4 separate regions of the Homo sapiens genome follow, and all the other regions are linked to region 1. A link is a contact called in ENCODE Hi-C or POLR2A ChIA-PET data. All regions are on one chromosome and are shown on one strand. The core of a region is the stretch at or near the end of the contact, and the rest is flanking DNA. Distances in the headings are between cores, read along the strand shown. Region 1 overlaps LOC105374945 (a long non-coding RNA gene). Region 2 has its middle 450 kb from the start of LINC01108. Region 3 overlaps LOC101928354 (a long non-coding RNA gene). Region 4 has its middle 180 kb from the start of JARID2-DT.

Evidence for each region. Hi-C counts contacts between places; a loop is a spot of excess contacts on that map. ChIA-PET counts read pairs that join two places held with the same protein, here RNA polymerase II (POLR2A). Pooled maps may share reads with other maps.
Region 2: a map with no recorded cell type shows a loop between it and region 1 (13-fold over the local background). The contact joins two enhancer-like sites. A Hi-C loop is called at or near these places in 1 of 168 maps with a recorded cell type or tissue (CD14-positive monocyte), 5 of 37 single-sample maps with no recorded cell type and 4 of 50 pooled maps.
Region 3: a loop to region 1 is called in a pooled map, with 2.3 times the contacts of the local background. The contact joins two enhancer-like sites. A Hi-C loop is called at or near these places in 2 of 37 single-sample maps with no recorded cell type and 3 of 50 pooled maps. POLR2A ChIA-PET finds 5 or more read pairs at or near these places in 1 of 52 experiments (endothelial cell of umbilical vein).
Region 4: a loop to region 1 is called in a pooled map, with 1.9 times the contacts of the local background. The contact joins two enhancer-like sites. A Hi-C loop is called at or near these places in 3 of 168 maps with a recorded cell type or tissue (CD14-positive monocyte, gastrocnemius medialis and psoas muscle) and 5 of 50 pooled maps. POLR2A ChIA-PET finds 5 or more read pairs at or near these places in 5 of 52 experiments (A673, B cell, HEK293 and 2 more).

The regions. Positions count from the first base shown.
Region 1 is chr6:14,909,210-14,912,215 of GRCh38, reverse strand. All of the region lies in intron 2 of LOC105374945 (a long non-coding RNA gene), which reads left to right. Among named protein-coding and RNA genes, the nearest start is that of JARID2-DT, 330 kb to the left of the region's middle. RefSeq lists enhancers at 784-843, 1,534-1,593. Within about 2 kb of position 1,400, at least 11 of the 41 ENCODE cell types and tissues checked have a DNase peak (open chromatin) inside an H3K27ac peak, as active enhancers do; they include CD14-positive monocyte, where a contact is called at or near this core.
Region 2 is chr6:14,733,537-14,736,723 of GRCh38, reverse strand. No RefSeq gene overlaps it. Among named protein-coding and RNA genes, the nearest start is that of LINC01108, 450 kb to the right of the region's middle. RefSeq lists a silencer at 323-402 and an enhancer at 2,676-3,187. Within about 2 kb of position 1,788, at least 8 of the 41 ENCODE cell types and tissues checked have a DNase peak (open chromatin) inside an H3K27ac peak, as active enhancers do; they include CD14-positive monocyte, where a contact is called at or near this core.
Region 3 is chr6:14,709,885-14,712,802 of GRCh38, reverse strand. All of the region lies in intron 1 of LOC101928354 (a long non-coding RNA gene), which reads left to right. Among named protein-coding and RNA genes, the nearest start is that of LINC01108, 430 kb to the right of the region's middle. Within about 2 kb of position 1,587, at least 6 of the 41 ENCODE cell types and tissues checked have a DNase peak (open chromatin) inside an H3K27ac peak, as active enhancers do.
Region 4 is chr6:15,061,994-15,065,135 of GRCh38, reverse strand. No RefSeq gene overlaps it. Among named protein-coding and RNA genes, the nearest start is that of JARID2-DT, 180 kb to the left of the region's middle. Within about 2 kb of position 1,531, at least 6 of the 41 ENCODE cell types and tissues checked have a DNase peak (open chromatin) inside an H3K27ac peak, as active enhancers do; they include CD14-positive monocyte, where a contact is called at or near this core.

The sequences.
Region 1 (3,006 bases), core at 151-2,650:
GGGGATGGTAGCTGGGGGAGGCTAGAGGAGAAAGACAATGCAAACAATACCTCAGGCAATGGGCTAAGCACACAAACCGATTTAGGTGGACCAGAGGAGAAAAGAAAAAAGCCCCAACAAACCAAAAACAAAGCAATACTTCTTTCCTACTTCCTTCCTTCCCATGCGTCTCATTTGTGTTGGTGGAAACTACAGATTGATTACTGTTTTGGGGCCTCTGATTAAAAACTCACATGTGTAAGAGACTCAGCTTCGAGATTAGGAGCTTCTTTGTTGAACCGAGGCAATCTCATGTTATTAAACCTTCCCTCTCAACTTGCCACCTGCTCCTCTCCTTCCCTAGCCCTAAGACCCTGAACCCATCTCCCCTTTTATCTTTGTTGCCTGTTAATTCCTGTTTCCTCAGGTGGAGGGCTTGTTCTGGAAATTAAGGTTTTGGGGACAGGGTTCCTCACCTTCCTCTCTTTGGGTATAGGAGGGCAGTCCTAAGATTTCCATAATCACAGCTTTTCCTGTGCCTCCTGCACTTAACGACTGCTACCGTACATCTGACTTCTTAAATTCATGGCCTGGAACTGCAAGGATATTTGCTAGTGTGTATGTTTTGTCTGCAACTAGATTGTCAGATTGGGTGAAATGGGCTCTGTATTAGTCTGTTCTTGCACTGCTATAAAGAAATACCTGAAACTGGGTAATTTATAAAGAAAAGAGGTTTAATTGGCTCATGGTTCCAGAGGTTGTACAGGCAGCATGGCTGGGGAGACCTCAGGAAACTTTCAATCATGGCAGAAGGGGAAGGGGAAGCAGGCACGTCTTCTACGGCCAGAGCAGGAGGAAGAGAGACAAGGGGGAGATGCTACACCCTTAAACAACCGGACCTTGTGAGAACTCTCACTCTCACAAGAACAGCAAAGGGGAAATCCACTCCCATGATCCAGTCACCTCCCACCAGGCCCCTCCTCCAACACTGGGGATTACAATTCGACATGAGATTTGGGTGGAGACACAGAGCCAAACCATATCAGACTCCAAGGCCAATTTTAAGTGGCTCCAGGATTCTCAAATTCTAAGTGTTTTAAGTGCTCAGACAGAGGCATAGCAGGCCTTCAATACGTTTTCACGATTTTCACTTTCTAGGAGCCTTCAGAGTGACTGTCTAAGGAGTTTTCTGGTCAAGCGCCGGGGTAGGCATTGGCATTCTTCTCCAGATGAAAGTCAAGAGGCAGACAACACAGTGACCAATGCCTCATCCAAACTCCTGAGGCAGAGGAGAGTCCAACTGCCACTTCCTAACAATGTGAAGCCATGATACGAGGCCTAATAAACTTTCCCTGCAGTTTCAAGAGGATGTGGTCTCTTTCACTTCCTGTCCCAAACTGTTCTGCACTGTTGCGCCATGCAACAGCTGCTTCGGATCAAGCCACGGCCAAATTCTTGCTGGGGAAGAGCAGTGACATTTGGGGAACCACAGGGACAACAGGGAGCCACTTCTGTGGGTGCTGGAGACTCCACTCATAGGACGTCTGGACACTGATGTCTAAAGCCTAAAGGAGGACATTAAAATGTTAGATCGGGGAGGGGACAGATCCACCATTGTAATTTCAAAGGTGAAACTCGGATGTCCTGGAAGGAGGGTAGACAGACCTGCTTGTGACCTGCTAATCCACTATCACAAACTGTGCATGCTTTCTTATCATTTTACTTCTTTCATAAATAGAGGACAGGAACAAAAAGCCAAAAGGTTACATGAAGGAGCAGGTGAGAAATCTCTAGCTAGTTCCCATGGTACTGTGGAGCTAGTACCGCATCATACTGTTCATCATACTTTGCTTGTGTTGTGGAGAAAACTCAAGCATAGACAAGGTGTCACTGGCCTCGCTGTAAAATAACAGGCTGTTAATGAAGCAGCCGAGGGATATGGAGATGGTGTCTTCATCCCTGTGCTCACCTTTTCCCGAATGTACCTTTTTCCCTTTAATTTCCCTAAATGAGATGTGCCATAGAATGTACCTAATTTGTGTCAGGTCTATACAATGAGAAAATCATAATACATCCATGAATCAGGGTTCAGTTAATTTATTTCCTAAACATCTACATTTTGAACTAATTTCAGATCTACAGAACAGATGGAGTCTCGCTCTGTCATCCAGGATGGAGTGCAGCAGCATGATCTCTGTTCACTGCAACCTCCGCCTCCCAGGTTCAAGTGATTCTCCTGTCTCAGCCTCCTGAGTAGCTGGGATTACAGGCACCTTCCCTCACACCTGGCTAATTTTTGTATTTTTAGTAGAGCCAGGGTTTCATCGTGTTGGCCAGGCTGGTCTCGAACTCCTGACCTCAGGTGATCCACCCACCTCGGCCTTCCAAAGTGCTGGGATTACAGGTGTGAGCCACTATGCCTGGTCAGGGTCATGTTTTATATCAAAGATTTAAAGCACTTCTCAGTGTTTTATATAGAAGACTTATAATGTCAGTTTGTCTCATTATAGAGGATAGATTTTGATCACTTTATTCGTCTACCAGGTTTCTATATTGTAAAATTATTATTTTTCCCTTTGCAATTAATAAGTACAATGTGGGGAGATAATTCCAGACTATACAAGTATTCTGTTTCTCAACAAACTATTATCCATTATTTTTAGCATCCATTTATATTTTGTTGTTGTTGTTATTGTTGCCCAGACTGGAATTCAGTGGTGTGAACGTGGCTCACTGTAGCTCACTGTAGCCTTGAACTCAAGTTACAAGAGGATCCTCTCACCTCGGCCTCTTGAGTAACAGACTACAGGTGTGCACGATGCCTAACTAATTTTTAAATTTTTTTTTTTTTTGTAGAGATGGGGTCTCACTTTGTTGTCCAGGCTGGTCTTAAGTTCGTGGGCTCAAGTGATCCTCCTACCTTGGCCTCCCAAACCTTTGGGATTACAGGTGTGAGCCACCATGCTGGGCCCTGGCTTGATGATTCTTGAATGAGTTAATCATTATCACAGTAATAATCAAATGCTT
Region 2 (3,187 bases), core at 539-3,038, 180 kb after region 1:
TCATTCTTTCTTCTCCTCCCCTTCCTTCATTCTTTGTTCTCCCCTTCCTTTTTTTCTCACCATTTTTTCCATCTAGGTCGAGGACTAGTTTGTTGCCCAGGGAATTACAAAAAAGTGGTGGCCAAGGACTAATCCTCTAGTAGTCTTATTCTTCAAGAAGTTGAAGAAAAAGTCGAGTGCCCTTTCAATTCCTACCCTTCTCTGATTTATCACTCTGAAAGTAATGATGTTCAGCTTTCTTGCTCTAGAGGAATGATTCAGGTAAAGCCCCACTGAGGGCAAAAGGTAATCTGTACCAGGTTTCAGAGTTACCAGTGTAATCAATCAAAATGTGTCATTAAGCCCCTGGCTGCGTGTTCTCCAAATGGAGTCAGTAACACCCAACCCTTAAGCTTATGGGTTAGGGGGACCTCCCCACCCCTCCCTTCTGTTTCACTTTGATGGGGTCCACCTTGGATAAACTCTCTGGTGCTAAAAAAGTACTGAGAAGTGACAGAAAGTTGCTTCACATCTACTCTATTTTTCAAGAAAAACATTACTATTTTCTCTGAATATGGAACCACCCCAGTGCTTCTGTGAAGTGGAGCTGGGTTATTCAGAGGCCCTTTCTGGTTTTATCTTGTCTTTCACACACTTGGCAGGACAGGTATTCTGATCTCCAGTGCATAACTGAGGACAGAGCACATGGAGGGCAAGAGACCTTGAATAACTATAGAGCTGCTTAACTCAGCACTGGGATAGGAATTCAGGACTCCCTACTCAAGGTCTGTGCCTCTAGCACTAGTCCACACCAAGGGCATTTCCTTAACGGTGGAGATTTTCTTCATGAGTACATTCATTCCCCTCAGACTTAAAAGTTGTCACAAATCCCAAAACTATACAAAGCATGAGCATGGCATTGGTGGCTGTGTGTGTGTGTGTGTGTGTGTGTGTGTGTGTGTGTGTGTATGTGCGCTGGGGGCAAGGGACCTCAACCCCACAGAGACTTAGCCTTACCTGTTGTAGGTAGCTGATGGGAACATTTGTTCCCTGCTGTCCTTGTTTCTATTGGGGACATGTTTCCATTGAGTAAATCCCCTGGCCGCCTGCATCCTCTCTCTCCTTCACTTCATTGGAGGAAGAGGAACTTCAGTCGGCCTGGGAGAAGCAATGGAAGATGTACGCCTCACCTATTCCTTTCTCTCTGGGAAGAGCCTGAGGAAAGTAAACATCCTCTGCCCCTCCAAGCCTTAACTTTTAAGTGGTAAATCTCCATGTTGCAAAGTTTCTGTTTGCCATCAGTGGTACAATATTAACAAGCCCAAGGACCTGAAATGATAGCCACCAACCAAGACTTTGTCAACTTAAAAGAATGGTGATATTTTCCCTCTATCTGCCTGATTCCTATTCCTCTTAATTGGCTCAGAAGTTGGGCAGGAAAGAGGGGTCCTATTTATTGGGTACCCTAAAACCCCAACATAAGGGAAGTCTTTTCTGGTTTCCTCTGGGAAACCTTAGGTTCAACAGTGGCCTGTTGTGGATAAAGATCTACTCTTGGGGGTGACCAAGGATTTGGGGGCAGGAATTTGGAATGAGAACCCAGGCAAGCTGAACTAAAATGCTAACTGGGCAAGGGTGTCCTGTCTCCAGTTTGATGACCAAGGGAAGGTCCTGACTCACTTGGGGCTTATGAAGGGTAACAAGGGGGACTTCTCAGTAAATCAACCACTCACTCTTCATGTGACAGTAAAAGCAGTCATGGAACAAACAAACTTCCTGCCAAGGCTCCTTCTTGTTACCGCAAACTTTCAAGTGTGAGTAACCATGTGAGCAAGGGGGAACCCAATAATTACTAGAATAATTCCTTTGTGTGTGCTGAAGTTCAGTTCATATCTGACCTCCCCAGCCAAAAGTAATCTCTCTTCTCCAGACTTCTACGTCCAGTATCTGGAACTTGCATTTGAGACTTACTATTCCTGACTGGCTTTATTATTTGCTTAGTCATTGTGGTGGTGGTTCTTGCTTTTTGTGCATTTTATCTCCAGTCCCAAAGATTTTAAGTTTATTAGGCATAAGGACCATGTCGTATATCTCCTTGTATTTTCCCTGACCATTCAAGGGCCTAGCATAACATTTACTTGCATTTGGAAGTGTGGAAATAAATGAAGACCAACCAAATAAGAATAAGCACAGGCTGTTTATTCAGAGCTACTATCGTTTGTGTTTTGGCAGAGACTCAAATGCGGGCAGAGGAGTGGGAAAACTTCATAGTAGAAAAAAGGGAGGCTCCAGGTATGTGCTGATTGGAGGCTGTTGGTGTGGGAAGCTGGAGGTGGTTCACTAGAAGCACAGATGCCTATGTGATTGCTTAGGGTGCATATTTGCCTTTCTCTGGTTTGTCCTAAGTTGGAAGCAGGGACAAAAATCAGGGAGGCTGTCCATTGTCAGTCAAGTTCTGGCCATTTGGAGCTGATTCTTACAGGGGTTATTGTTTGGCTTCCTAACTTGTTGATAGAGATAGTGGTTAGACTTCTAGAGGTCTGGCTGATGATAGCAGGCTGGCTTCCTGGGCCGATTGCTGTTGCTAATGGGTTGGTGTCCTGGGCTGGCTGCTGTAGATTGTAGGTTGGAGTTGTTTTTAATTATGGCTTGGCCGTTGTCCATTTGTATATTCAGTCTCTTGGTGAGTATCAATAAATCTTGCTTGATTAACTAATAGATTGTTCTGACTATGGGTTGAAGCATGCCCTTTGAATTAATATTATTTCTCTTTCTCCTCACTGCTTGATCAACTGTTTGACAGGTATTCTCCATTTGATTTTTATAACATGACCTTAGAAATAGCGCAAGGGAGAAGGAAACTTGCTCCATTTTTGCTCCTTTTCTTAATTACCTCTTTACAGACCCTATCTCCGAATAGAGTTACTGTCTGAGGCTCTAAGGGTTAGGGCTTCAACATTTGAAGTTTGGGAGGCAGTGGGGCATAATTCCCCATCATACTCTTTGAGGGCCTCATTTAACTGAATATGCTCAGATCTATCTCAACTCAAACACACTCTGAGCCTTTGGCCTGGATGCATCCAAAAGAAGTGAGTAGAATGCTCAGGTGGCCTGTGACTTGCCGTGATTCACTGACCAAACACGAAGGAAGTGGAGCAGATGGTCACGCCATTAGAAGGCAGTCTCTCCTCAGGGAAGTCAGTCTCGT
Region 3 (2,918 bases), core at 338-2,837, 200 kb after region 1:
TGCTAGCCCATTCTGCAGCAGAATTCTGAGAGCTAGGGCAGGCTCTGTTACAGGTCAGGAGAATTGGCCTGATTAGAAACCATTTGAGGTAGGGAATGGGGGCTCACACCTGAATCCCAGCACTTTGGGACACTGAGGCCAGGAGTTGGAGACCAGCCTGGTCAATACATGAGACCCTGTCTCTACAAAAAAAAAAAAAAAAAAAAAAAAAAAAAAAATTTTTAGTACTCCGAATAAATGTATCTGTAAAAGGAAAGCCACAGTAATTCAGAGTCATGGTTTATATACCTATTTCACATAAGATGCCACTGTATCTTCTCCTACAATTAATAAGTTGTCTTTTTAGTACAATTCAGGTCTCTTTGCTTTTGGGTCTTAGAAGCCTAATTTTCTAGGCTCTGGCTATCTTTGACTACTAATAATATCATAAAACTATGATAATGATAATAACTCTTATTTATAAGAGTTGATATCAGGCACTGGTGTAAGGGCTTTCCTTACGTTACTGAATCTAATCCGTACATAAGATCAGTGTAGTCAGCATGATTAGTATCATCTCTAGGTTACACATGAGGGAATCAGGGCTTAGAACATCTGAGAAAATCCAGTGACGATAGAGTTTGAATTCAAATTGACATCATTCTGATTCCAGAGCTGATTCTTAGCCATGTCATATTCTAAGTGACGTTGAGATGACACGCATGATCTCATTCAATCATGTGGCTTTAAAATCCATCTATATGATGGGTGAGCCTCAAATTTATATCTCTAACTTAAACCCTCCCCAGGCTTGGGGATGCAACTGCCTGCTGTCATTGTCAGTCCAATTTCTTTCTTTCTTTTTTTTGAGATGGAGTCCCACTCTGTCACCCAGGCTGGAGTGTAGTGGCACGATCTTGGCTCACTGCAACCTCTGCCTCCTGGGCTCAAGCAATTCTTCCACCTCAGCCTCCTGAGTAGCTGGGACTACAGGTGTCTGCCACACCCAGATAATTTTTGTATTTTTAATAGAGGTGGGGTTTCACCATGTTGGCCAGGCTGGACTCAAACTCCTGACTTCAGGTGACCCACCCGCCTCAGCCTCCCAAAGTGCTGGGATTACAGGCGCCCAGCCCCTCAGTTGAATTTCTAACAGGCACCTCACACCTAAGCTGACCTAACAAGCTTGTTCTTGCCCCCTTGCTCTCCCTGCTCCCTCAGTAAATTTGTCTCCATTCAGTTACTCAGGCCTCGATGAAGGAGTCACCCTTGACTCCTCTCTTTCACAGCTCACATGGACACCATCAGCAAATCCAGTGGGATGCCTGTATTCAGAATCCATCCACTCCTTCCCTCCTCCACTGTTGCTGCTCCTCTACTGTCTGTTTTCAACACAGATGTCAGAGTGAGTCAGCTTTTGTCACTTCCTTGCTCAAAATCTTATCTCATTCAGAGAGTTCCAGTTAGTAAGTTATCATCTTTCAGCTCCAAAGCCTTCCTTCAATACTTGATTCTATGCTGGGCCCCTGAACACTGCATTTCTCCTTTGTTGGGCTCCTTGTTGCACTCAGCCAGTAGGGGTTGCTAGAGAGGCTCCTACTCTTTCCCATGGGTATCCTGTCTGCCTGTGGCTCCTGTGTGCAGCACCCCAGTACTGCTGCTTCATCTTGGCAGCAGCAGTTTCTTCCTGTAGCAGCTGTTCAATCTACGTTGCAATTTTTCCTACACTCAAGAACCAGACTCATTGTGCCTTTTTAGGGCCACAGCACTGACTGCCATTGCCCCATCTTTGAGGTTTGGGTTCTAGCCCCATGGGACTGTTTTCTAAGCTTCTAAATTTTAATTATCCGACAGCCCCCTTTTTCTTCTGCCAGCCCCAGGGGTGGAGCTTCCTGAAGTTGTTATACGAAAGACACCTTAGAGTTGTCTTTTTACTCTTTCAGTTACCTGGTTAAGACTTTATTCCTAGAAAATTATTCTTTATATTAAATTAGCCGTGTTAAAATAACTGGTGTGGCTTCTGTCTCCTGGTTAGGCCCTGACTGATGTGCTGAGTTAAAGGTGAAGTCCTTAAAATGGTTTGCAAGGTTGCAAGCGATCTGGCTTCCGGCCACCTCTCCTGTCTTAGCTCCTTCCACTGTCACCGTCATTCCTCGCTCCTTTTGGCCCCTTGCTGTTCTGTAAACACACCAATCCCTCTCCTGCCTCACAGTCTTGGCCCTTTCTGATCCCTTTGCCTGAAAAACCCTGCCCTGCAATTCTACATGGCCTCTCTTTCCCCTGCTTGGGTCTTCCTGAGATGTTACCTCTTCAGTGAGACCTTCCCTGACCGCACCACATAATCCACATCCCCCACTCCCCCCACCCCTGCCTGGATGATTTCTGTCCTTCTTAATCTGCCTTGCTTTTTCCATAGCACCTATCACCATCTGATAGTCTGTTTATTCATACTTGATTATTTGTTAATTCCTGTGTCCCCCTAACTAGCAAATAAACACCCCAACAAGGCAGAACTTTTCCTACTTTAGTGATTGCTACATCCCAGACTTTATAACAGTGTCTGGCGCATATAAATGCTTGAAAAGTATTTGTTGAGTGAATAGTAAAATTGAAGTTCTGGACTGTCAGGATTAAGACTGTCCTAGGCCCGGTGCTAGAGGGAGAATCCTAAAGAGGACGCTGGCCTTAGAGGAAAATGGTAATCATGCTTCCCACACCACATGTCAGGGAGAGCAGATGGCAGTGTCAGCTCACAGTTCGCATGAGTTTGGGGTGTACTTTTGAAGACTGAGTAATGTCTTTTCTCTCCCTTCTCCAAATTGCTATTGTTAGACCTGAAAAAGCCTGTAATAAAATTTGGAAGCTACTGAGTTTATGACATCTCAACTTTACCCTCCATTTCCACCCCAAATGGCTTTTGAACTGACACTGAATTGCTG
Region 4 (3,142 bases), core at 282-2,781, 150 kb before region 1:
GGCCAAGTACTTAATAATTTTATCAAATCTCATCCGACTTATATGTTTCTTAAAAGACAAGTGGAATCCAACCCCAATAGAAAAACCTAACTGACGGTAAATCTAGAAAATTCTGGTAAATCTGGTAAATGCTGGTAAATCTTAGAAAATTCTTTTTTTTTTTTTTTTGAGGCGGAGTCTCACTCTTTTGCCCAGGCTGGAGTGCAGTGGCGCAATCTTGGCTCACTGCAAGCAAGCTCCGCCTCCGGGGTTCACGCCATTCTCCTGCCTCAGCCTCCCAAGTAGCTGGGACAACAGGCGCCCACCACCACACCCGGCTAATTTTTTGTATTTTTAGTAGAGACGGGGTTTCACTGTGTTAGCCTGGATGGTCTCGATCTCCTGACCTCGTGATCCGCCTGCCTCGGCCTCCCAAAGTGCTGGGATTACAGGCGTGAGCCACCGCGCCCAGCCAAATCTTAGAAAATTCTGTCATTGATTTTATTTTTTCCTGAAAAGTGAAAAAAGACTCTGACTGCTCAATTTTAATAGCGGAGTATCTTTTGAAACAATAACGTGATAATAAATTTGCAGCTGCGTGTGGTGGCTCATGCCTGGAATCCAAGCAATTTGGGAGGCTGAGGTGGGAGGATTGCTTGAGCCCAGGAGTTTGAGACCAGCCTGGGCAACATAGGGAGACCCTGTCTCTATATTGAAAAAATTTTTATTTTAAATATAAAAAAAATAAGTAAGGGCTGGACTCAGTGGCTCATGCCTGTAATCCCAGGACTTTGGGAGGCAGAGGTGGGTGGGTTGCTTGAGTGCAGGAGTTCAAGACCAGCCTGGGCAACATGGTGAGACTCTGTCTCCACTAAAAATACAAAATAATTAGCCTGGTGTGGTAGCGCTTGCCTGTAATCCCAGCTACTCAGGAGGCTGAAGCAGGAGAATCACTTGAACCCAGGAGCTGAAGGTTGCAGTGAGCCTGGATTGCGCCACTGCATTCCAGCCTGGGTGGGTGACTCTGACTCTTTCTCCAAAAAAAGAAAGAAAAAAAGAAAGTATATTTGAGAAGTATTATCCTAACAAATAAGTATTCCAGTATAAGTGATATTCTGACCTTAAAAAATAATATCTCTTCTCTATATGGGCTCATAAAAAATAATAAAAATACTATGACATTTGTATATCATCTTACTACTTACATGGAACTACCATATTGATTCTATTATTTGACCCTGAAAAGTAATGTCAGAAGCAATTATTATAATTATAACCATTTAAATGATGAGGCAAGTGAGAATGAGTTAGATTGTTCCCAGGCGTGCATCTTATTGGTAGAAGAGTTGGTGGACAGGCCCAGATCTGCCTTCCAAAACCCCACATGTAGGCTGGGTGGGGTGGCTTATGCCTGTAATCCCAGCACTTTGGGAAGCTGAGGTCACTTGAGCCCAGGAGTTCAAGGCTGCAGTGAGCTATTATTGCAGCACTGCATTCCAGTCTGGGTGACTGAGTGAATGAGATCCTGTCTCTAAAAAAGGGAAGTGCGTGCATGCGCGTGTGTGTGTGTGTTGAGACAGGGTTTCACTCATGCCACCCAGGCTGGAGTGCAATGGCACCATCTCGACTCACTGCAACCTCTGCCTCTGAGGCTCAATGGATCCTCCAACCTCAGCCTTCCAAGTAGCTGGGACTACAGGCTCATGCCACTGTACCTAGCTAATTTTTGTATTTTTCATGGTGATGGAGTTTCGCCATGTTGTCCAGGCTGGTCTCAAACTCCTAAGCTCAAATGATTGGCCCACCTCTGCCTTCCAAAGTGCTGGGATTACAAGCATGAGCCACCACACCCGGCAAGCTTCAATTGTGCTTCCAGGGCTCTTAAAGTATCTGTAGACCCAAGATGTCTGGGGGTGGAGGTGTGTGAGGCAGGGCCAGGAGGTAGCACCTCTGATGGGCCATGGTGATAAGATTGAGACCAGGGGAGGAATTAGGCCACATGCTAGCCTCTGGTCTCTGGTTGACTTTTCTTGTTTCATTTGCCCACGGCTGGTTATCCCAACTGCCTCTGACAAAGATTTTTCAGCGACCATAATCAGGCTGATCCCACAAATAAGCTCAAGCTAAGAATAAATGCAGCGCTGGGGAACATGAACATGAACATGAGCATTAAAACCAGGATCATAGTCACCACAGGCCCATAGTTCCATATCTGAAATCCTTGGAGCCACATGGCTTTCAGGACTCAGGGTGTTACCTACCACTGCTGGTGGACTCTCCTGCAGTATTGTGCAATCAAGCATCTTACTATTTCTGAAGCCAAAGGATAGATATGCACATGGAATGAGACAATGTCTATAAATAGGCTCATGTCAGTTCAGGCCAGGTCAGGCCTTGACATGCAATGAGTTATGTAGTAAGTTGTGGTTTGGGGAGCTTCTTGAATTTCAGCATTGTGGATAAGGAATAATAGACCCTTATCCGTGTAATGCCATCGTCACGCCATTTTCTCCTCATTACTCATCTCAAAGACAAAACATCTTCTTGCTGGAGTTCACAATCGCTAGTGTTCGATTCCTTAGAAGGACATGTGATGTCATCATTCTTGGGATGCCTCTTAATATGGGAAGGCCCAGTTTTTGACCCTGAAGAATTACCTTTAGATGTTCAGCTTAGGGAAGTGTGGCAAATGAGCAAGTTCTCAAGAACGGTTGGAATTTTGTAGACTGAGGGGCCTGGGCGGAGTCCCTCCATGTGACAGCTGTGGCAAGAGCAGGTGTTCACTTTCTATAAGGGACGGATCAGGGAGACAGATGGACTGCAGCACAAGCTTTGTGCCGGGAAGTCATGATTTGAGCTGGGTGACAGGCTGCCAGGATTATAAAATGAAGGGTTTGGGTTACATGTCTTAAACAACAAAAAATCACTGAAAGTTTTTGGGCAGAGACTGATGGAATAAAAATGAGTCCTAAGCTGGGCATGGTGGCTCATGTCTGTAATCCCAATAATTTGGAAGGCTGAGGTGGGAGGATCTTGAGTCCAGCAGTTTCAGACCAGACTGGGCAACATAGTGAGACCCCATCTCTACAAAAAATAACAGGACATGATGGTGCATGCCTGTGGTCCCAGCTACTCAGGAGGCCGAGGTGGGAGGATCGCTTGA